3 separate regions of the Homo sapiens genome follow, and regions 1 and 3 are each linked to region 2. Evidence: chromatin loops called from intact Hi-C (ENCODE). Cell type or tissue: K562. All regions are shown on one strand.

Region 1 (8,000 bases), 430 kb before region 2:
TGGATAGACTCATAACAGCACAGCCAAAGAAACAAAATTGGAACTGATATCCGAGCTTCTATCTTCTGTCTGCATCTTGGAGAGTGAAAAGCAGCAGTAATTCTGGAGGGTCATGTGACCTGACTGGAGGAGGTAGCTACCAGTCAGAAGTATACAAGTAAATACTTCTCCTTGGCTTGCAGCCTGGGGCAAAGGTTAGTCAGTTTTCAGAATACCCAGTAGAGGAAGGAGTTCCTCTTCACGTGGAAAAATGGAATTCAAAAATCCCACTGTTTCCCCAGTTTCCTGAAATCACTCATGATACCAAAGACACAGTGGCTATTTACCCAATGCCTTTCTAAATAACATTTAGGCTCTTACAAGGCCAATAAGTTTCACAACTTATATTCAACATGATTTTTGAGACTGATCTATGTTGATACGTGAAGCCCTATAATTCATTGTTAAATTTTATTCCAATGAATGAATAGTCCAGCAAAGCTCATTCATTCACTTTCCTTTTGATGACTGTGTAGGCTGTTTCCTTTTTTTTCTTTTAAAACAGTAATGCAATGAACATTTTTGTAGATTACTTGGGTAAGCATGAAAGACTACCATATTTTCTAAAACATGTGCCTAAGTATCTGCCCACTTTGCTTTCAACCAAAAATGTAGTTCTTTCAAAATAGCCAAATGAGAAGGAGAGGGGAGCCTAGACAATAACTAAAGGTCTACATACCAATTTGGGGGACTCTGAGACATCAGGGAACCTTGATGAGCCTGAGGACCTCCCCAGGCTGCCAAGAAAATAAGTAAAGGTGATTCTGGGTTGGGGCTTATGGTAGACACATGAGATTACAGGATGATATGGTTTGGCTGTGTCTCCATTCAAATCTCAACTTCAATTGTATCTCCCAGAATTCCCATGCATTGTGGGAGGGACCCAGGGGGAGGTAATTGAATCATGGGGGCTGGTCTTTCCCATGCTATTCTCATGATAGTGAATAATCTCTTATGAGATCTGATGGGTTTATCAGGGGTTTTCACTTTTGCTTCTTCTTCATTTTCTCTTGCCGCCACCCTGTAAGAAGTGCCTTTTGCCTCCCGCCATGATTCTGAGGTCTCCCCAGCCATGTGGAACTGTAAGTCCAATTAAACCTCTTTTTCTTCCCAGTCTTAGGTATGTCTTTATTAGCAGCATGAAAATGAACTAATACACAGGATTAACTACGAAAGGAGGAAACAAAGGCTACTATGACTTGGAGTAGGAATATTCCTAGGAAACTCATTCTATAATAAAAGAAAATCAACATACCACTTGTTGAGTGCTTTAGAGACATATGATTTAGAGAAACACAAAATAGCTTAATTCAAAGTGACTTCTGACTCAACTTCTGCAAAGTTGTCTTAAGTTCCACCATAGAGCCTGGATGTGTTCTGGAATGTGAGTACGACCTTTGCTTATCACTGTGAATATTGAAAGCAGAAAACAGCAAGAACAGAGAAGCACTAAGGAATACAGAATTGAACAAAGAAAAATGGCAATGATAGCATAGTGGCAGGTATTGACTCCTCTGCCTATCACAGGAATAAATGGATAGTTGAAGAGTTATATCAAGTTATTTTCATTTCTTTCTCATATATCTTTTTTTCCCTTTCCATATCACTCTTTTTTTCTCTTTGTGCTTCAGTTTGAATAACTTCTATGGATCTGCCTTCAAATTTATTTATTCATTCCTCACCTCTTTCCAGTCTGTTGAAATGCCTGTCAAAAGAGTTCTTCATCCCAGATATCATGTTTTTTTATTTTAGTGTGTCCATATGACTCTTTTTAGAGTTTACATTTCTCTGCTGAAATTCCCCAACTGTTCATGCATGAGGCCTACTTTTTCTACTTGTTCCTGTAATATATCAATCATAATTAAAGTCCTCATCTGGTATTTCCAACATCTGAGTCATCTCTGGGTCTGGGTCTGTTGATTGCTTTATCTCTTGAAAATGGTTGTGTTTTTTTTCATATATTTCATAATTTTTTATAGAATTCCAAATATTGTCCATAGAATAACAGTATAAACTGAAGGAAAGAATAGTTATTCCTGGAAATGGAGATGCCTATTCTGTCAGGCAACCAGGTGAACAAATTCCAAAGAGAGAGAATCTAGTCAGTGGTTGAGATGTTGTTTCCCTGTTGCTGTAGTTACCTTCTGTGCACCTTCCTCTAGCAGTGGGCAGCTACTATCTTGTGCTTCATGTGGAGTCTACAGTGTTCAAGGGATTTTACTCAGTGTTCCTGCTCCAATCTCAGCTTTCAGCAGTCACTGCATATCTGTGCCATAGAGGGGGTTCTCTCTCTCCATCCTTGTCCCTCCCTCAGCAGTAGGCTACAGCTGTTTTTAACTCCAGTCTATTAACAGAACTCATTGTTCTCCTGATATCTCAGTGTTAGCTAGGCCCTGTGCACCTAGGCCTCGGGTATGCGGCTTTCTGTGCCCCTACCCCAACCTCTTGGCAATGAAATTTTGCCTTATATCTGTGGAGGAACACTGTAAAAACAAAACAAAACAAAAACCCTCCAGTATCCCACGGATCACACTAAATACAAAATAGTAGCAGCTACTGCTGGAGAATGTTCTGTGCCTTCCCTAAGGGCAGGCAGCTTTTGCTTCTACCCTGCCCCCATAATCAGTGAATCTTTGCCTGGACTGAGGACAAAAGGGTTTCCTTTCATTTAAAGTTTTTGCTCCATATGAGAGAATAGCTGATAATTTAGGCAGGGTATGTAATTATGTATCGCTAAAGAGTGGCTCTCTTCAGTCTGCTGACTTGCCCCAATCTTTTTGTTTCTTTTTTCTTTCTTTTTTTTTTTTTTTTTTGTGAGACAAGGTCTCGCTTTGTCACCAGGCTGGAGTGCAGTGGTGTGATCTCTGCTCACTGCAGCCTTGACCTCTTGGGCTCAAGCGACCCTCGCACCTCCCAGCCTCTGGAGTAGCTGGGACTACAGGCATGTGGCACCACACCCAGCTAATTTATTTTTTCTTTTTGTAGAGGCAGGGTTTCACCATGTTGCCCAGGCTGGTCTTAAACTCCTGGGCTGAAGCAATCCACCCACCACCTTGTGGCCTCCCAAAGTGCTGGGATCACAGAGTGAGCATCCAGCCTCAATCTTTTTATGAGCAGTGGTGGAAGTTATTGTAGGTTCAGTTATGTACCCCTAAAAGATAAGTTAAAGCCCTAACCCCTGGCACCTGTGAATGTGACCTTATTTGGAAATAGGCTCTTTGCAGATATAATCAAGTTAAGATGAGATCACACTGGAATAGTGTGCGGCCCTAATCCAACATGACTGGCATCCTTATAAGAAGAGAAAACACGGTGGAATAGGAATCCCCAGACCTCATTCCCCCACAGAGATACTGACTTAACAACAACATATGGCCCAAAAAGACTTTATGAGAACTCCAGAAACCAGTTAAAAAGTCACAGTATCCCAGGCAAGCTCAAAGCCAAGAACAGCCACATTGAAACAGGCAAGAAAAGCTAATGCATTTCACCCATAATAGGCCTTCCCCAAGCCAGTCCAGCCCTACATAATTGCAAGTAAATGCCAAACTTGCATCTTCTCATCAGAAGGGAAAGAAAAGGATAGAATGTGCATCCAAAGTTCTAGCTTTTTAGGGAAGTGCCCAAGGGAATGGTTACTGTCCAGCTTGATGTGGAACACTGACAGAACCAGAATACTTTGGATGCTTGGGGTCCACTGAGAACAGCGGAGAGTTCAGCAGCTAACTGCAGCACCTGAGAACCTGCAGCACAGCCGACAGAAGACAACAGAACTCAGTGTTATTGGGAGAAAATGCCCAACTCATGGCCTTTCTCTCATGAAGAAAAGAGAAGAGTAGAAAGTATATCCAACCTTTCAGCTTTTCTGGGGACTGCCTAAGAGATGGCTTTCTGTCTTACCTGACTTGGAATGCTGACAGAACTGGCAACTTTTGCATGCCTGGGAACTGCTGAGAACAAAAGAGACCTAGGCAGCTTGTAGGAACACCAGAAAACCAGCAGTACCATGGAAAGACACCAGAGGGAGCAAGTGCCTAAAAAAGAAACCAGCAAACTTCTGTAATTGGGAAATTACAGGCACAGTTCAGAGGAGATACAACCCCATTAAAGGTTTGAGAGGCCCTAAGACTCTATAGCTGGGCTAAAGAGAGTCTTAACATCTCTTCCTCCCTGTATGAAGCCAGTCCAGAAGACTGGGAGCGTGGCTGTTTTTTAAAAATGTGCAAATCCCAGCAAAAAATAATCAAGAATACAAAGAAATAAGGGCCCGACCAAGGGAACAAAGTAAGTCTCAAAAAAAAAAAAAAAAAAAAAAAGACCCCAAAGAAATGAAAGTCTATGAATCACCAGACAAAGAACTCAAAATAGTTGTCTTAAAGAAACTCAATGCACTACAAGAGGACAGATAGACAAATAAAGGAAGTCAGGAAAATGATACATGAACAAAATGAAAATACCAACAAAGAGATAAAAACTATTTTAAAGGCTGGGTGTGGTGGCTCATGCCTGTAATCCCAGCACTTTGGGAGGCCGAGGCGGGCAGATCACAAGGTCAGGAGTTCAAGACCAGCCTGGCCAACATGGTGAAACCCCATCTCTACTAAAAATACAAAAATTAGCTGGGTGTGGTGGCATGCGCCTGTAATCCCAGCTACTTGGGCAGCAGAGGCAGGAGAATTGCTTTAACCTGGGAGGCGGAGGTTGCAGGGAGCCGAGATCACACCATTGCACTACAGCTCTGGGCGACAGAGTAAGACTGCATCTCGGGGTGGCGGGGGAGGGGGTGGTGCACCAAATGGAAATTATAGAGCTGAAGAATATAAAACTGAATTAAAAATTACACTAAGCAGATTCAACAGCAAACTTGATCAAACAGAAGACAAAATCAGCAAACCCATTAAGAATTATCCAGCTCCTGCTTGATAATTCAACAAAAAGTAAAAAGAATGAAGAAAAGTGAAGAATGCCTAAGGGACTTATGGAACACCATCTAGTTGACCAATATATGCATTAACTGGATTATCAAAAGAAGGAGAGAGAGAGAGAAAAGGACAGAGAGGTTACTTGAAAAAATAATGGCTGAAAATGTCCCAAACATGAAGAAAGAAATGGAAATCTAAATTGAACAAGCTGAAAGGACTCCAACTAGGATGAATCCAAAGAGGCCCACAGAGACACATTGTAACCGAACTATCAAAAGCCAGACACAAAGAATCTTGAAAGCAGCAAGAGAAAAGTGACTTGTCACATACAAGAGAACTCGCATGAGATTATTATTGGATTTCTCAGGAGAAACACTGCAGACGAGAGAGTGGTATGATACATTCAAACTGCTAAAAGAAAAAACTGCCAATCAGAAATACTGTAGCCAGCAAAACTGTCCTTCAAAACTGAAGGAGTTTAAATAAGACCTCAAACTGTAATAATCCTAGAAGAAAACCTAGGAAACACTATCCTGGACATTAGCCTTGGTAAAGCATGTATTATTAAGTCCTCAAAACCAATTGCAACAAAAACAAAAATTGACAAGTGGAACCTAATTAAACTAAAGAGCTTCTGTACAGCAAATGAAACTATCAACAGAGTAAAAAGACAACCTACAGAATGGGAGAAAATATTCACAAACTATTCAACCACCAAAAGGTCTAATATCCAGAATCTATAAGGAACTTAAAGAATTCAACAAGCAAAAGTCAAATAACCCCATTAAAAGTGTGCAAAGGAACTTTGAACAGACACTTCTCAAAACAAGACATACATGCAGCCCAACAAACATGAAAAAAGCTTACCATCACTAATCATCAGAGAAATGCAAATCAAAACCACAATGAGATACCATCTCACACCAGTCAGAATGACTATTACAAAAAAGTCAAAAGACAACAGATGCTAATAAGGCTGTGGAGAAAAGAGAATACTTATGCACTGTTGGTGGGAATGTTGATTAGTTCAGCCACTGTGGAAAGCAGTTTGGAGATTTCTCAAAGAACTTAAAACAGAACTACCATTCAACCTAGCAATTCCATTTCTGGGTATACATCCAAAAGAAAATAAATTGTTATACCAAAAAGACACATGCACTCATGTACATCACAGCACTATTCACAATATCAAAGACATGAAATCAACCTAGGTGCCCATCAATGGTGGATTGGATAAAGAAAATTTGATATATGTATACCATGAAATGCTATGCAGTCATAAAAAAAGGATGAAATCATGTTCTTTGCAGCAACATGAATGCAGCTTGAGGCCATTATGCTAAGAGAATTAACACAAGGATAGAAAACCAAATACTACATGTTCTCACTTACAAGTGGAAGCTAAACATTGGGTACACATAGACATAAAGATGGCAACAGTAGACACTGGGGACTAGCAGACAGGAGAGGAAGGGGAGGAAGGGAGACAAGAGTTGAAACACTAACTATTGGGTACTATGCTCACTACCTGGGTGACAGGATCAACTGTATCCCAAACCATAGCATCATGCAATATACCCATGTAACAAACCTGCACATATATCCTCTAAATCTAAAATAAAAGTTGAAATTATAAAAATAAATATATACAATTTCAAAAATTTTAATGAAGGAAAAAAATAGACCTTTCCAGATCATCAAAAGCTGAAGGAGTTCAGCACTAGAGCTGCCTTACAAGAAATGCGAAAGGAAGTCCCTCGGGTTGAAATAAAAGGATAGTAGATAACAACTTGAAAGCATATAAACACGTAAAGCTCTCTGTAAAGGTAAATACACAGGTAAATACAGAATCATGTAATACTGTAATGATGGCACATAAATCACTTTTAATTCCCATGTAGAATTTAAAAGATAAAAGCATAAAAAAACTATAACTATGAAATTATATTACTAGATACAAAGTATAAAAGACATAATTTGTGAGATTGATAAAGTAGAGGATATGTGAAGGAGTAGAGTTTTTGTACATGGTTTAAATTAAGCTGACATCAGTTTAAAATAGATTGTTACAATTATAAGATGTTTTATGTAATCCCCATTGTAAACACCAAGAAAATACCTTTAGAAGATACACGAGAGAAAGTGAGAAAGGTGTCAAAGCATGTCTCTCTCTACAAAAAGTCAACAGAACAAAAAGGCAAGCAGCAAGAGAGGAAAACAGGTACAAAAGAACTACGAGACATATAGAAAAGAAATATTAAAATGGCAATAGTAAGTCCTTCCCTAACAATAATTACTTCAAATGTAAACAGAACTCTCAATCAAAAGACATAGAAAATGGATTTTAAAGAAAGACCCAACTATAAGCTATGTATAAGAAACTTACTTTAGATATAAGAACACACATAGACTGAAAGTGAAAGGATGGAAAAAGATATTCCATGCAAATGATAACCAAAAGAGAACAGGGGTGGCCGGGTGCGGTGGCTCACGCCTGTAATCCCAGCACTTTGGGAGGCCGAAGGGGGCGGATCACAAAGTCAAGAGATTGAGACCATCTTGGCCAACATTGTGAAACCCCATCTCTACTAAAAATACAAAAATTAGCTGGGCATGGTGGCGCATGTCTGTAGTCCCAGCTGCTCGGGAGGCTGAGGCAGGAGAATCGCTTGAACCCGGGAGGCAGAGGTTGCACTGAGCCAAGATCGCGCCACTGTACTCCAGCCTGGGTGACAATGAGAGACTCTGTCTCAAAAAAAAGAGAACATAAGTGGCCACACTAATATCAGATAAAAGAGACTTGAAATTAAAAAAAATTGTCAAGAGACAAAGAAGGACATTATATAATAAAGGGTCAATTCACTAGGAAGAAATAGCAATTATAAATATGTATTTATATTTGTAACAGCAGAACACCCAAATATATAAAGGAAACATTGACAGACTGAAAGAAAAACCAGATGGTAACACAATAATAGTAGGAGATTTCAATGCCCCACTTTTAATAATGGATAGAACAACCAGGCAGATAATCAATAA
Region 2 (8,000 bases):
AAATCTCCACAGGCTACCAGAGCTAGGCAGCTGGTATCCCCAGGATTGGTATACAAACATCCCAAACAGCAATATAGATTAGATTATCTCTCTGCATGTATATGTGTGTATGTATTTTTCTTTTCTTCTTTCAGGTATGATGATAAAATAATCTAGGAAAGACCTGACTCCTCAGAACCAGCACTTTAATCAAGCCTCAGGGATAGGGCAATGTGCTAGACATCAACACTCTTTTCCTCTCCTCAAATCTTCTCAGAGGAGGTATGGGTTAGACAAGGAAAGCTCCTACTGCCTCGCTCTGTGTTTGGCTTGTAGTCACTGTCCACTCTTTGACATTACCTCTTAATGCAAAAATATATGCCTACAGCTGCTACAAAAATAGCCTTGAATTATCTGACCCTCATAGAAATGTGAAATGAAGCTGGAAGGAGAGCTTAGTAACGATTAACATAAGGCTTCATTAAGATCTTTTAGGTTAGGCGCAGTGGCTCACACCTGTAATCCCGGCACTTTAGGAGGCCGAGGCGGGTGGATCATGAGGTCAGAAGTTTGAGACCAGCCTGGCCAACATGGCGAAACCCCATCTCCACTAAAAGTACAAAAATTAGCTGGGTGTGGTGGCGGGCACCTGTAATCCCAGCTGCTCAGGAGGCTGAGGCAGGAAAATAGCTTGAACCCGGGAGGCAGAGGTTGCAGTGAGCCGAGATCATGCCACTGCACTCCAATCTGGAGGACAAGAGTGAGACTCCATCTCAAAAAAAAAAAGGGTCTTTTAAAATTATATTATTTTTCAAATCCTTTAAGCTTGATTCACATTACAGCATTAAAATGCCTCATTATTTATACCTCTACGTTGTTTCAAAAACAAATAAAAACACATATATTAAGCATAGCAAAATAAAATAACCCAAAATACTGTTTCCACAGTTAACTGATTAGCAGTGGTTTCTTAGTTTGAAAACACTGCTAGCAACTCAAATCAGTCAATTGTTCAGGTATATTTACCATGGTTATGCTAAAATTCATTTGTATTTTCTTTTTCATATATTTCAATATCCTCCCAAAACTCATAAATTACTTAGTCCTCTCTGTTTCAAAGTGAGTTACATAACAACACATTGGTCTGAGATTATCAAAGAATAAACTGTGGGATGAAACATAGTACAGTACAGGGTCGAGGCTCCTGAGCCAGGCAGCCTGGGTGTGTATCTATGGTGGTTCTATTCACCGGTTCAATGATATTGGGCAAGTTACTCAACCCCTTTGTGTGTCTATTTCCTCTGGAAAATGGAGGTAAATAATAAGCACTCCTCAAGTACGTTATAAGGACTAAATAAGATAGCCATCAGGCATACAGCACACCACATGAGCCATCATTATGACATATGTGTTGCAAATACTAAGTCCTACATTTGGTTCTTAGCTCAAACCTCTTAAATTGAAAGCATGCTTTCAAAGCAAGCTCTACAACATAAGTTCATATATTTTTAAAAATTCTCTCAACAACTATTTATCAAGGACACTGAACCAGATGCTGGGCATACGGCAATGACAAAAAACAGACATGTTCCTAAACTTACACAGGTCCCTAAACATACATAGGCTAGCTGCAGAAAACTGACATTGAATGAGTGACTTCAGTGCATAGTATTTTAGAAAGAAATGGATCTGAGTTAATCTGGGGGACAATTACACTGAGACCTGAAAATAAACAGAGCTAGTTGAGCTACAAAGAAATGAGAAAGGATTTTTTATGCAGAGAGAACACTGTGCACAAAGGCTCTGGGTAAAGAGAGAACAGGGATGTTAAGACACTGGAAAGAACTCTAGTATAACAGCAATACAGAGAATTAGGAGCAGTTAGGCAAGCGTAGACCATGCAGAGCCTTAGAAAATGTTAGGGAATTTAGTCTCTACCTCAGAAACAATAGGAAGTCCTTAAAATATTTTAAAATTAGGAAAGCATCATATCTAGATTTGATATACATTTCTCTTTGGCTGCTGTGTAGAAAATGAAATGAAGTACAGTAAGAATGTGTACAAAGAGATCGATTTGGAGAATTCTATAATATACCAAGAGGGAAATGATGGGCACTTAGACTAGGATAGTGGCAGAATTAACAGCATGGTGGAAACAGATGAGAGAAACTGTCAGGAGGCAGAATAGCCAGGAACAAGTAAAAGACAAGAATCACCCAATTTGCATTAGGTGCATGGTGGATCCACTCACTAACACAGGAATCCTCAGAAAAGGCTTTGTGAGGAAACAGAGTCTGAGGTACCTACAAAACATCCAAGCAGAAATGTAAATGGGCAACTTACTCTATAGACCTCAGAATTCAGAAGAGCAATCTAGGTTGTTAACACTGGTTAGATAGCCATGTGCCTATATCACCTAGGGAAGAATGTAAAGCAGTGATTTGTAAACTTTAATGTGCTTAAGGGACATCTTGAAAGCTGACTACAAATCCTGGTCACCAATCCCAGAGAGTCTGATTCAGTAGGCCTGGGAAATTAAAAAAAAAAAAGCATTTTTAACAAATATCTTCAAATGATTTTGAAGTAAATGGTACACAGACATCTTGACAAACATTGATATAAAAATAGAAGGGTATTGTGAAGAATCCTAACATTTCTTGGTTAAGTAAAGAAAAGGAAGAAGAATAAACAAAGAGAATCAATAAGCAGTCAGAGAGGTAGGGAAAAAACTGGAATGCATGATATCAGGGAAGCCAAAAATGGACAGACTATTTCAAGAAGTCTTCATGTGCTGAATGCTGCTGAGGACCAGTAAGATGAGAAATAAAAGGGTCCACAGAATTTATAGACATGGAATAGGTTAAGGGATGAGAAGGAGGTAAGGAAATGGAGACAACTCTTTTTTTTTTTTTTGAGACAGGGTCTTGCTCTGTCACCCAGGTTGGAGTGCAGTGCCGTGATCTTGGCTCAGTGCAACCTCAACCTCCCGGGCTCAAGTGAACCTCCCACCTCAGCCTCCAGAGTAGCTGGGACTATAGCTGTGCACCACCATTCCCAGCTAATTTTTTTTTTTTTTTTTTGTAGAGACAAGGTTTCACTATGTTGCCAAGGCTGTCTCAAACTCCTGAGCTCAAGTGATCCACCCGCCTCAGCCTCCCAAAATGCTGAGATTGTAGGTGTGAGCCATCATCCCTGGCCAGAGACAGCTCTTGTAAGATGTCTGGCTCTATAAAGAATGGGTGAACAAGAAAGCATAGGATATTAGAGACGGCGTGAGGCAAACAAAAGAATTTGTTTGCTGCTTGACTTAGTTTTAGGGTGGGAAACACTTGAACATATATAAACGCATATGAGGAAAGCCAGAAGAAAAGGCAAGTCTCAAGATGTATGAGACAGAAAACACTGTAATTCCTTTTTATCCTACCATAATAATTATGATACAAATAAATTATAATTATAGGTTGAAATCTTTTCTCAGATAAATAAAAGCCACAACCTGTCCAAAATGTGACAAGATCCAAAAGTTATTTTCTATAACTAAGACAGGACAAATATTGATTGATCTTTGGAGAAAAGCAAAAATAGTGAATAGCCTTACATATTCTGACTCTAAGGAAAAGGTGAGGTTCCTCACCAAGGGTAAAGATTAAAATTGAGGCAGCAGGCAGGAGGTGCCACCTGCTGGTAAAACACAAATTCTCAGTATTTTGACTGTGACAGAGATCAGTCTTAATAGGAATTTCAACTAACCGAATTAGAGGTTACTTATGTCTCCAATAATAGCTTCTTGAGACAGATACAGAATCTGAGACCTTCCCACTGAGCAAAAAAAAAAAAAAAAAAAAAGTTTTAAAAACACTTCCATCAGTTGGTCATCCTGCCTTTATCTGAATACATTCCATAATAAGAGATGCATAAATCCAAGAGCTGTTACATCATAAGTAGGTCATTTTAAACTGAAATACATCTCCTGATTTCCACCCACTATATACTAGGCCTTCCCTCTGGAGCAATACGGCTAATCCCATAGGACAGCCTTCTACCATCTCTAGGCAGGGATGTCTCCACTTACTTTCTCCTCAGATTAAACAACCCAGTATTTTTTTTAACTGTTGTTTTTAAAACCTTCCACCATCTCAGTTGTGGGATGTGGCTGAGTTTATCAACAGCCTACAAAATGCCTTAGCAGTTTTATTTCAAACAGGCAGCCCAGTAGTACCAGTACTTTCCTGTATCTGAGTCTTAACACACAATTGGCTCATACTAAGTTTATGGTCAACTAAAACCCTGTCCACCTAGATCTTCCCAATCCAGTACTCACGTAATTTGATTATTTCAATCTAATGAATCTAAGTCTTGATGTTAATCTTCATTAAATTTCAACTCATGATGATTTTGATTGCACTTTCTTGTCAAGATCACTTTGAACCTTGATTCTTGGCGCTACCTAGATTTGACAGGCCAGTCACTAAATCTTCACCCAAATCAATGATAAAAACTTGGGTATGAAAGAGTCCTAGGATGTAATTAATACTAAGCCACCAAAGAATATTTTTGGGTAGAAATATTTATCTAGCTGCAAATCTATTTACTATTTACTAATCTATTCCAGCCACAAAGATAATGGAAAAATTAGGCAAATGCTTTAATGAAATCAATTATGTTACGTCACAGGCATTCCAGGAATATACTATCTTTATATTCCTTTCAAAAAGGTAATTATATGAGTTTAACATGGTTGTTTTGAGATGAATTCAAGGAAAACCTTCACAATTCACACTGGGGATGTCAGCAGATAGTCTCCAAAGTCCACTCTACTTAAAAAAAAAAAACACTTTAAAAGTCAACCTATATAATTATTTTATGATTAAATATGATTAAACAAAACAACGGATTTGTGGCTGACGGTGCATGCACTTCACCTATCCTAATGCACTGAAGGTCACGTTTTCCAGAGAAAACTGTCCTCCTGAATGGAATAAATTGTGTCTCCCTGTATATACTCCACACTTAATCAAGAATGCCTTATTTGAAAATTGACGCAAAGTTACTTGCAAATTATTCATGTTGGCCCAGATTGTTTCAACAGTATCATGGGTTATAATTCTACTGGGTCTTGAGAGTTGAACAATCATAATGATATTACACATTACATATGGTCGGCTTCAGTTTTTTAATACACTTATCTGGACTTTTCCACTTTAAAACCATTCTCTGTGGTCATGAAAATGGAGTCAAAATGAGGAGCATTGTTCTGTGGTATAGTGTGGCAGTCTGGATGTAAACCCTGAAGCCCACTGCTTGAATTCAAATTCTAGCTCTCTCATTTATTAGCTTTGTGACCTGGAACAAATAATTTAACCTCTCTGTGCCTCGGCATCATTTACAAATGTGAATAGTAACAGTAGCCACCTTACAGAGTTATGATAAGAATTAAATGAGTTAATAAATATGCATAAAGGGTCTGTAACAGTGTCTGCCACACAGTTAAGTATTAAACAGTTTAGATGCTTGCTGTAATTCTCATTCTTGGTGATTTATTAACATCACCCCTTCTCACTCATCTTCTCCCTGTGCTTGCTCTTAAAATAACAGTATAATACAATGATTAGCTAAGAACTGGGCTTTGAAGTCAGAAAGACCTGGATATGAGTCCCATCTCCACCATTTACTGCAATATTACCTTGGAACTTCACTTCACTCCTCTAAGCCTGTTTCCTCATCTATAAAATGGGGATTAAAAATGACACCTACTGCCTTAGGTTGTTTTGAGAATAAAAATACATGTCACATACTTTACATAGTATCTGGCACATCGTATGTGCTCAGTAAATCTTTGTTAAAAATCCCTATTTTGTACTCCACAGCATTGTGGTAGGCACAGTCTGGACCATATCATTCTCCTTTCTGACAGTCTTACAAGTTCATGATACTTCTGGTATGTATCTTTAGTTATATGCCTTTCTCCATATTTATAGATGTTCTGTGATTTGCAGATAGAACCTTCTTTCAACATTACTTTCTCCTTGAATGGTTGAAATTTTAGAATTTCCTGTTCCTTGTGAACCCATTCTTTTTTTGGAGCCTGTAGCCATGTGATTGTGCCCATATTTTTTTCTGAGATATTTGCTTTCTGAAATAGAGGACTCATGCTATGTATATTTTTCATCATTATTATGATTGTTAAAATAAAGTGATAATTTTTCTCTCAAGGGTCTATCTCTTCTACTTCCCCAATCATTAGTAAAAATTAAATCCAGAGAAATAGTCCCCTCCATTGTTTCCTTCACCTCCTATGAGACTAATCACTGAAAAATCAAAAATTTTATCAGATACTCTTACCAACAGAATGAGACTTCTAACAGGAAGCTAGATGGTTACAGAGCACATTACTACTAACATCTGTTAGTAGTAATGCATCTCTGTACGTTCTGCAGTCAGCATCAGAAACCACCATCTACAGGAATGCATCAGAAACCACCATCTACAGTTCCCGTATCTGAGATTCTTTACTATTTCTCCATCAGAACGTCACCTTTGTTCCTTTCATCTTTTAGAAAGAAGCTCTCTACCACGTTTTCCCCCAACACTGTGGTTTCTATATTCTCCACACACACATACACACTCATTCCATTCACCCCTCCTAGCTTTTTCTACTAGATGATTTTTTTCAACAAAGTATACCTTCCAAAGGCCAGAGTTCCTACAACCTCTTGGTGATAGGTATATTCTTGTTACAAATATTAAGTTTTCTATCTATACTGCATTGGTATACACAAGTACTTATATATAAAGTATTGTTTCCAAACAGTTTTGTTCCCAAATGCTTTCTTTCTACCATATGTCTTCTTCCTAAGTTATTTATTTTTATAACTTTATCTAGGCTTATTTCTCCTTCTCTACTGATAAATTTAATAAGCATCCAGCCAAACAGAGTAATAACAGTTACTCTACCAGAAGCTCACTAGCATGGCATTGAACAGCACAGTTCAGGAAGCCAAATGCTTCTCTGATACCAGCCAACTCTTAACTGCCATATCTATTCTTGTCTTCCAATGTTACAAGCATCAAATAGAATATGAAAAGATAGGACCTGTGCCTACTCTTTAGAACTTCAAAATCCCTAGATTTCTTCTAAATATGTCCATTAATGTAAACCAAAAAAACCCATTATTTTGACTAGACTACAAACTTTAAGATAGTAAAGATCATGTAAATTTTACTATTGCCCAGTGCCAAGTACATATCAGACCACGGGACGCACACTTTAGCCAAATCCTGCCCATAGCCTGTTTCTGTATTGTTCACAGCTAAGAATGGACTTTACAATTTTAAGGGGTTGCTTAAAAAATCAAAAAACAAAAGAAAGGAAGAAAAAGATGTGACAGAGACCACTGTAGCCTGCAAAGCCTAAACTCTGCTATCTGAGTCTTTTTAGAAAAAGTCTGCTGATCCCTGTATTGGACACTCAAATATTTGTTAAAAGAGGAGGTAGGCAGAGGGAAGGGAGTAGTAGGAATGGGGAACAGCAATTTGCAACAAATATAACTGGAGAGCACTGCAGAAAGTAAAACCTGCATAATAAATACATACACGTCTACATTGTTCTTTGGCTTTCATTTTCATTAAGTTCCAAGATAAACTAAAGGTCTTTCATTAGCATATTTTATAGATCATATTTTATATATATATATATATTTGTGATTGATCTATTATTCTTAAGTCATAGGTGCTCCTAGGAGAACTAAATTTAAACCTTGGCAGTACTAAATAACCTGGTTAACATAAATATTAGACGAGCAGGATGTCAGCCACTATAAGGTATCAGTTTACAGCAAAGGATCTTCACACGTATATCCTTTCCTTCCACACGCCACTAAGCAGCTAAGCGCTAAGTAACACTCCACAACGTTTTACTCATTTATACCCATTACTTAAAAATATAATCATTTAGAATGTTCTACAAGCCCTGAAATAAAGTTTTGAATACTAAAAAAATGTTTAACCAAAAATGAAAGTCA
Region 3 (8,000 bases), 400 kb before region 2:
CAAACAAACAAAAAAACACTTTCCTGGAAGTTTGAAAGGGGGGAAAAACCCTGTCTTTATAGTTTTAAAAGAGAGAGCAAACATGAGTTAAGGAAACACGAATATGGCCCAATTGATGAGAGGTACAGAATACAGGGAATGGATGCTCGGCGAAGGATATGAACAGACACTTCTCAAAGGAAGACATTTATGCAGCCAAAAGACACATGAAAAAATGTTCATTATCACTGGCCATCAGAGAAATGGAAATCAAAACCACAGTGAGATACCATCTCACACCAGTTAGAATGGTGATCATTAAGAAGTCAGGAAACAACAGGTGCTGGAGAGGATTTGGAGAAATAGGAACACTTTTACACTGTTAGTGGGACTGTAAACTAGTTCAACCATTGTGGAAGTCAGTGTGGCGATTCCTCAGGGATCTAGATCTAGAAATACCATTTGACCCAGCCATCCCATTACTGGGTATATAACCAAAGGATTATAAAACATGCTGCTATAAAGACACATGCACACGTATGTTTATTGAGGCACTATTCACATTAGCAAAGACTTGGAACCAACCCAAATGTCCAACAATGATAGACTGGATTAAGAAAATGTGGCACATATACACCATGGAATACTATGCAGCCATAAAAAATTATGAGTTCATGTCCTTTGTAGGGACATGGATGAAGCTGGAAACCATCATTCTCAGCAAACTATCGCAAGGACAAAAAACCAAACACCGCATGTTCTCACTCATAGGTGGGAATTGAACAATGAGAACACATGGACACAGGAAGGGGAACATGACACACTGGGGCCTGTTGTGGGGTGGGGGAGCGGGGAGGGATCGCATTAGGAGATCTACCTAATGTTAAATGACGAGTTAATGGGTGCAGCACACCAGCATGGCACATGTATACATATGTAACAAACCTGCACGTAGTGCACATGTACCCTAAAACTTAAAGTATAATAAAAAATTTTTTAAAAAAAGAGTCATTGACGAATTCAAAGAGTATTCTGAACAACCACCATAGCAGCTAGAAATACCTTACCATATGAGACATGGTAGTCCCTGAGAAAGCCCCTAAGAGGAACAGCTTAGGGCAGACTTGTTAGTATCTTTAAATATTTGATGAAAGACCATTCTATTAAAGAGAGATTTAATATATAATTCTTGAGAACAAAAGTAGAATCATGTAGGGGAAGGTCACAGGGAATAGAATAGGGACTATTTTTTTTTTAAGTAAACAGAACTCTACCATGAAGAGTACTGTGCTCCCCATCACTGGAAGCATTCAGGGGAATGAGTAATCTTTTATCTTTTGCCAGGAATGGTGGTAAAGCATTCCTGTATTAGAAAGAATACACAACGTAAGTTACCTGGGGCATATCTCCAACATATATGTATGTAGCCTTTTTCTTACTAGGGTCAGTTTGTCAGAAAAGCTGAAAGGAATGATCATTGGCAAATGAAATATTCTCTGAAAAGAATGATATACAGTGGGAAATTGGGAGAGAGACCTGCGAACGATAGCCTAATTGCATTTTCAACACGAAATGAAATTGGATGTTGGAGAATGCCGAGATGTCATAAAAGGTGCTTATGGTGTTGAAAAGCGACATTTCTTGTATGATTTTCAGTTCAGAAGCTGACAGAGATGACATATGTAATGAAAAACTACCTGCAGACCTAAAGCGATAAGCCAGGCTCACTGAAAAGCTGAGAAGTTGAAACATGAGAAATAGCAGTGAATGCATTCTCAGATCAATTTTTGGCTGTGTTCAGCTCAGATTTGGTTGCAGCATATGGCTGTGAACTTTAAATATGCTCAATAATACATCATTGATCTCTGACTAATTTCACCTGATGAAGATAACACGCGATTGAGTCATTTTTGCCACAATTGGGTTTTCTTTAGGAATCCTGACGGCTTCTATTAAACATTAATATAATGAATATATGTATATCTCCAAGGCTCAACACTTGACACTTGAACAAGCCACTTGAAATTATATAAATCATCATTACTGATATTCTTTGTGTCAACCTAAGAAACCAGCAGAGAGACTCTCTAAAAATATTGAGTTTAATTGGGAATAAGCAGAAGAACTGCAATCCAGAACACTGGGGCCATAGTAAACTGTGGGCATATTTGAGGAGGTTGAGGTAAGGGAAAACTTTTAAAGGCAAAAGAAGTACACATAATTTGTTTTGAAACAAAGAGAACATTGGTTACAGTGGCTTATCACAGAAGATGATGTCAGTTCATTAGTGGAGACAGTGTACCAGGCAAGCATTCTTGCGCATTTGGCTAGCTGTCCTGTGATTCATGAAGCAAGATGCAGGTTAGAAAGTCTTTGGCAAAAGTTCTTGTTACAGGCATATGTGCATAAGAGCATAAGAGACTTTCAGAGTCTTTGTTATAGTTCTTATCATAGGCATGTGTGCAGGAGGGCTTTCCCTTTCTAACCTGACTCTTTTTTTGTTTGGGTTTGACATGAGTGACTCCATCTTGAGATTGACAACTTTCACATTGGTATTGTGAAGAAGTTATTTTCATCCTATCTCTCTTTTTTTTTTTTTTTTTTTTTTTTGAGATGGAGTCTCACTCTGTTGCCCAGGCTGGAGTGCAGTGGCGCGATCTTGGCTCACTGCAACCACCACCTCCTGGGTCCAAGCGATTCTGCCTCAGCCTCCCGAGTAGCTGGGACTACAGGCGTGTGGTACCACGCCCGGCTAATTTTGTATTTTTAGTAGAGACAGGGTTTCACCATGTTGGCCAGGCTGGTCTCGAACTCCTGACCTCAGGTGATCCGCCTGCCTCAGCATCCCAAAGTGCTGGGATTACAGGGGTGAGCCACCACGCCTGGCCATCCTATTTCTCATTTCAAACATTTATGTGAGTTGCTTTTTTCCTTGAATGTCAGCCAACTTCACCCTGGAAGATTGTACCCAGTGCCCATTTAGGGCAGGGTAAAATTTGTTAACAAACAGACTCAAATTTATTTCTTGCTTCCTTAACAGTCTTTAATCACCCAGACTGGAAAGCATTATTTTGTTTATTCCAGAAAAACCTGATTGGTTTACCAGAGAAGTCAGTTTTGATGGCTTCGTGTCACTATTGAATGACATTTCACATGCAGCACCCTGGGTTCCAGGGCTAATAGATCACCATTGCAGGGAAAGCTGGGTTTAGATAGCCATTTCTGTTCTTCCTATGACAATAGATTTGCATGTTCTAGCAGGCAAAAGCTCGGCATTTGCATTGAAATCCAGCTCACCGTTTGCCTTCTGGGCATTATGCTAAATTATAGTGTTTCCATTCTTTTATCTTTGTTTTAAGCTTTAATGAACCACTTCTGATGAACTGATCTGCTTTTGTGAATTAGGGATATAATGCGACATAATGACAACAAGCCCAACCAACGCATTTAACAAGCAAAAGCACTAACATGAAAATGGTGTGGAAGTGCATTAGCCAAGAGGACCAGCATCCTGTTAAGTAGCAATTACTGAAACAAATTAAATGAGGAGATAATTTAAGAATATATCAGATCATAACAATGATAAGGAGACTGTCAAGTGGTCAAGCAGTCTATAAGCAGTAGCATGGTAGCAGCTGCTAAATTGGCTTGTCTTCCATAGACTCAGCAAGTAAGAAGCCCAGATGGATTTAGACAGTTTAGTATTTACTGGAAAAGAAAGTCAGCATGGTGTCAGCTCCCTGTATCCCTAGTATCACAGCATGACACCAAACAGAGGAACCAGATGACAGATGTCAGGAATGGTGAGTTGCTCTGTTGCTGAGGAGCAGGGCAGGATCAGCATTGCACAGCCCTGTTACTGTGCCCCCCAGTTTTGTCCACTAGGTGTCTTTCTTGCCTCACCCTAGTCCCTGCCCTGTTAAGAGCCAACCCTAAACTACTGCGAAGCATTTTTATAGATCTTCACAGAAGCTTGCAGCCGAACCCTTAGGTGGGGGCACAAGGCAGAAAGTTCTGCATTCAGTTGAAACTAGGAGGATAAATGAGAAATGGCCTGTGACAGACTCCTACCAGACAGAGGAGAGCCTGCCTCAAAGTGGCTCCGCACCATGCTCATTATCTCGCCTTGCTCCAGGAGGAATTTCAGGCTATTCAGAGCTGTGAAGCCTTGCCTACTTAGCCTTTGTGGAGATGTTCAAAGTTGCTAGAACACCCTGGCAGGGTTGTTCCTCTAAAGACCAATATCTGAAGCAAGATGACTGAATTTATTGCTTGCTATAGTAAGGGAAAACTGTGCTGGCTATGCACAGTCTCTCCAAGCAGAACAAGCTGTTGATCTTACATAGAGTTTTAGGGCACAGTGGAGTTCAGGGATCAGCGAATTTGCAGAGGTGTTAGAGATTGATATCTCACCTGTAAGAAGGTGATTGCTGTGATGAGGCTGTTGTTGATTGTCAACACACGGAAGCATGTGCTTAGGACTGTTTATGATTGGCTGTCATCGAGACATTGTCATTGACCATTGAGGCAGTTGTCCTTGCTGAATTGAATGGGGTCTCAACTGCTACTGTTACCAGGGCTTCAAGGCAGTCAGTACTTTTCTAGTAGAAGCCCAAATTCAGGCTCTTGTACCCGATGTGCAATTGATGCCAAACACTGACACATAGCAGTTTGGAGATAGAGGAAGGTTTGTTCTATTTGGCCAAAGCAACAAGGTAGGAAAGCAAGATGTCTCAAATCCATGTTAACAAAAAGAAAAAGCAGGGAATTTTTATGTGGCTAGAGAATAAAGGAGGGAGAGTTTTAGGGAATCAAGGTGAAAAGTCTGTTTCTTCAGTCCCACATAACACCTTGAACAACCAGAGTTCTGGGCGTCAGCAGCTGGTTGCAATAGCTTTCAATGCATTCATTCCTTCGGCAAACACCTTTTGTGACCCTGAAGTTATCTCCTCCCACTTGACAAAGAAACAGCACATCAGAAGTTTATAGTTATATTGTGGGAAAAACGGATATTGGGTAAAAAGCGAGTGGTTAACATGAGCAAGCAAGCAAGGTCCTGATCAGAATTCTCATTATTTCAGTCACTGAAAAATGCTGGGGTGCTGAAAATCTCAAGTGACCCAGTTACAGTAGTAGTGTTGCAGGCAAACCCCCAAATTTAGGTTCAGCTCACGAGGCCAATTGGGTTCTTGGCTTCACACGAGAAAGAATTCAAGAGCAAGCCAACAGGCTGGGAGCAGTGGCTCATGCCTGTAATCCCAACACTTTGGGAGGCTGAGGCGGGTGCATCATCTGAAAGTCAGGAGTTCGAGACCAGCCTGGCCAGCATGGCGAAACCCCATCTCTACTAAAAATACAAAAATTAGCCAGGCATGGTGGCGCGTGCCTGTAACCCCAACAACTCGGGAGGCTGAGGCAGAAGAATTGCTTGAACCCAGGAGGCAGAGGTTGCAGTAAGCCGAGAGGGCGCCACTGCACTCCAGCCTAGGCAAAAGAGGGAGATGCCGTCTTAAAAAAATAATAAAAAAAGAGCAAGCCGACAGAGTAAAGTGAAAACAAGTTTATTAAAAAGTAAAGGAATAAAAGAGTGGCTGCTCCATAAGCAGAGCAGGGTACCCCATATGCAGAGTAGCATTGAGGGAGATGCTAGCTGGCTATTTTATAGCTATTTGATTATATGCTATGCAAGGGGTGGATTACTCATGAGTTTTCTGGGAGCTCCTGGAACTGGGGGTTTCTCCCCCATCCAGACCATACAGGGTAACTTCTGGATGTTGCCATGGCATTTGTAAACTATCATGACACTAGTGGGAGTGTTTGTTAGTATGCGAATGCATTATAATTAGCATATAATGAGTACTGAAGGTTGCTTTTTTGCCATCTTGCTTCTAGCTGGTTTAGGCTGGTTTCTTTACGGTCTCCTGTCTTATCAGTGTGGTCATGTGACCTGTTGTTTACTGTCTCCTGTCTTTATCAGTGGGGTCTTGTGACCCACTGTTTTGGGAACTGATCCTTGCAGGCATTATTAAGCTGTTTCCTTAGCCTTAAACATCTTATGACTGCTGGTCATCACTGGCAAGGGATGTGCCTTGCTAGTTTTAAGATGGAGTTGATTTTAAAATGGTGTTACCCTGGGTCTCCCATGCTTCTATTTCCCTAACATAATCCTCCCTTTGCTTATCAGAGAACCCTTAATCTTAAGGAGAGATGAAGGACAAAAGTCATTCTTCTGTAACTTCTTCCTGCTGATTTTATGAGCATAGCCCTGCCTAGTAAAGGAGGAGTAAAAATATCTGGATGCCTGATCTAAGAGGCCTAAAGGCAGGATGTCTTTATTTCCCAACTCAGAAGATAGGACAGGTTAGAAGCCTTGTGCCAGCATCATCTTTATATGGGATTATTATAATCTAGATGACACAAATTTCACCAAGATGTTAAACAAGCAAGAGCCAAAGATTAGTAATAACAAGATAGCCATCAAAGGTCCTAGGAAGGGCAAAAACCAAGTAAGACTTGGGAGGGCACTTTTAATGAGAAGTTGCCCCATGGGGCCAACGAGCTCCAACCCTAGCCAATATAAGTCCAGTTGCCCACGTAGCGCTCAGGTGAGTGATGTCATATAATTGTATGTTAGGGGGCTCTGCTTGTCCTATTGTACATTGATCCAGAAACCAAACATTATCAATATCCTGGTAACCATGTGTTTTATGATCCCAAACGAAACACAAGTTATTTATAGGCTGATTGAACGGGTGACCACATAGCCATAGATATCCATTGGGGGTGCAAATCTGTATGGGATAGGAGTTGTTAAGAAGGCTGAGTACCTGTAGGAGGGACTAAGGCTGTTACTTATGTGTTTATTTGCAAAACAACAGCTTTAGGTGTCCTAGGGGTTCACAAGTGTAGGTCACGGTGTCTTTCTCAGGTGCCTGTGGGGCCTTATAAGAAACAGGTTTAATCTTTGGCAAGTATACCCAGCTAGTGACTCCCTCAAATTTAACAACAGTTGAAGTGCTTAGCAACACCTGATAGGGGCCCTTCCATTTTGGTTAAAATTGATCTTCGGGGAATCCTTGTCTCCAAGTTTTTAATAAGACTAAGTCTCCTGGTTGAACAGGGAAGCTACGAATATTTATGAAAATGGTCCTGATGCATGTATATTGAACAAACACGGAAGTAACATATGACTGTTTACCTTGGGGTGGAGAATTAAGCCTTCCTTGGCATAATCTTAGATTCTGTTTATAATTTGATATTTTATTGCCATGAAGAATCTGTCAGTCTTATAAGCTCTATTTTAATATTAAGGCTGGTCAGTTGTGCCTGAATTCCAAGGGGTGGTGGGGGGAGTATAGCAAGGTGTGTCCAACCCCCCATTTCCTTCATGGGCTGAACTAGTTTTTCAGGTTTTTTTTTTTTATTATTCTTTTTGGCCAAGAGGGGTGTTCATTCTGTTGGGGGGCTTAGGATTTTATTTTTGTTCATATATTTCCTTTTTTTGTCAAGGTATGAAAGAGGCAGTATCAATAGCCAAGTTTTATTTTGTCCCATATTGATGCTGGGGTGACTTGCCACCTGCCTCGGGTCCATCATGTCCTTCAGTGGGAACCCTGTGGCAAGGGACTTAGAGTCAAAAGATTTATAGCCAATTAAACATTACAGGCCAGATGGGAATGGAGATGGACAGGCATTCATCAACCCTTAAAACCCCTTTTAAGCAACCTACGAGCCAAAAACAAAGGTCATAAAATTGACTTTTCTATAAATTCTATGCATTGATCTATTGTAATCTTGGCTTTAGCAATTAGCTATACAAGACACAAGCATTTTTTTTTTCAGCTGCATAGGCATCTGTGCACCTGGCCTCGATTAGGAGGGTCTGAATTAATTTTATCCCTCAGGACCAGCCCTAACAATCTCATGTGATAGTCCCTGGGCCGCCTGGAGGGATTTAATAGTTTTAAATTCTGTAGGTAAAACAAAATATTTAAAAATTAGCAACGTTTTAAACAAAAGGT

The links. Hi-C counts contacts between places; a loop is a spot of excess contacts. Peaks named below come from ENCODE experiments on the same cell type or tissue, not always from the same donor. Only the 100,000 strongest peaks of a DNase experiment are listed, where the experiment ranks them.
Region 1: a loop joins it to region 2, with 8 times the contacts of the local background. A loop is called at or near these places in 15 of 110 quality-filtered maps.
Region 3: it touches region 2 in a loop (7-fold over the local background); 13 of 110 quality-filtered maps call a loop at or near these places.

The regions. Positions count from the first base shown.
Region 1 is chr3:185,304,365-185,312,364 of GRCh38, reverse strand. It overlaps a transcript of MAP3K13 not described here. Among named protein-coding and RNA genes, the nearest start is that of EHHADH, 54 kb to the right of the region's middle. RefSeq lists an enhancer at 116-165. In K562, a CTCF peak has its summit at 4,055 (motif pointing right); a DNase peak (open chromatin) is centred at 4,074.
Region 2 is chr3:184,870,882-184,878,881 of GRCh38, reverse strand. All of the region lies in intron 21 of VPS8 (VPS8 subunit of CORVET complex), which reads right to left. Among named protein-coding and RNA genes, the nearest start is that of VPS8, 63 kb to the right of the region's middle. In K562, a CTCF peak has its summit at 3,657 (motif pointing left); a DNase peak (open chromatin) is centred at 3,641.
Region 3 is chr3:185,266,554-185,274,553 of GRCh38, reverse strand. LOC124900548 (a long non-coding RNA gene) reads left to right here. Exons shown (of 2, transcript XR_007096203.1): 2 at 1-986. Among named protein-coding and RNA genes, the nearest start is that of EHHADH, 17 kb to the right of the region's middle. In K562, a CTCF peak has its summit at 3,861; a DNase peak (open chromatin) is centred at 3,853.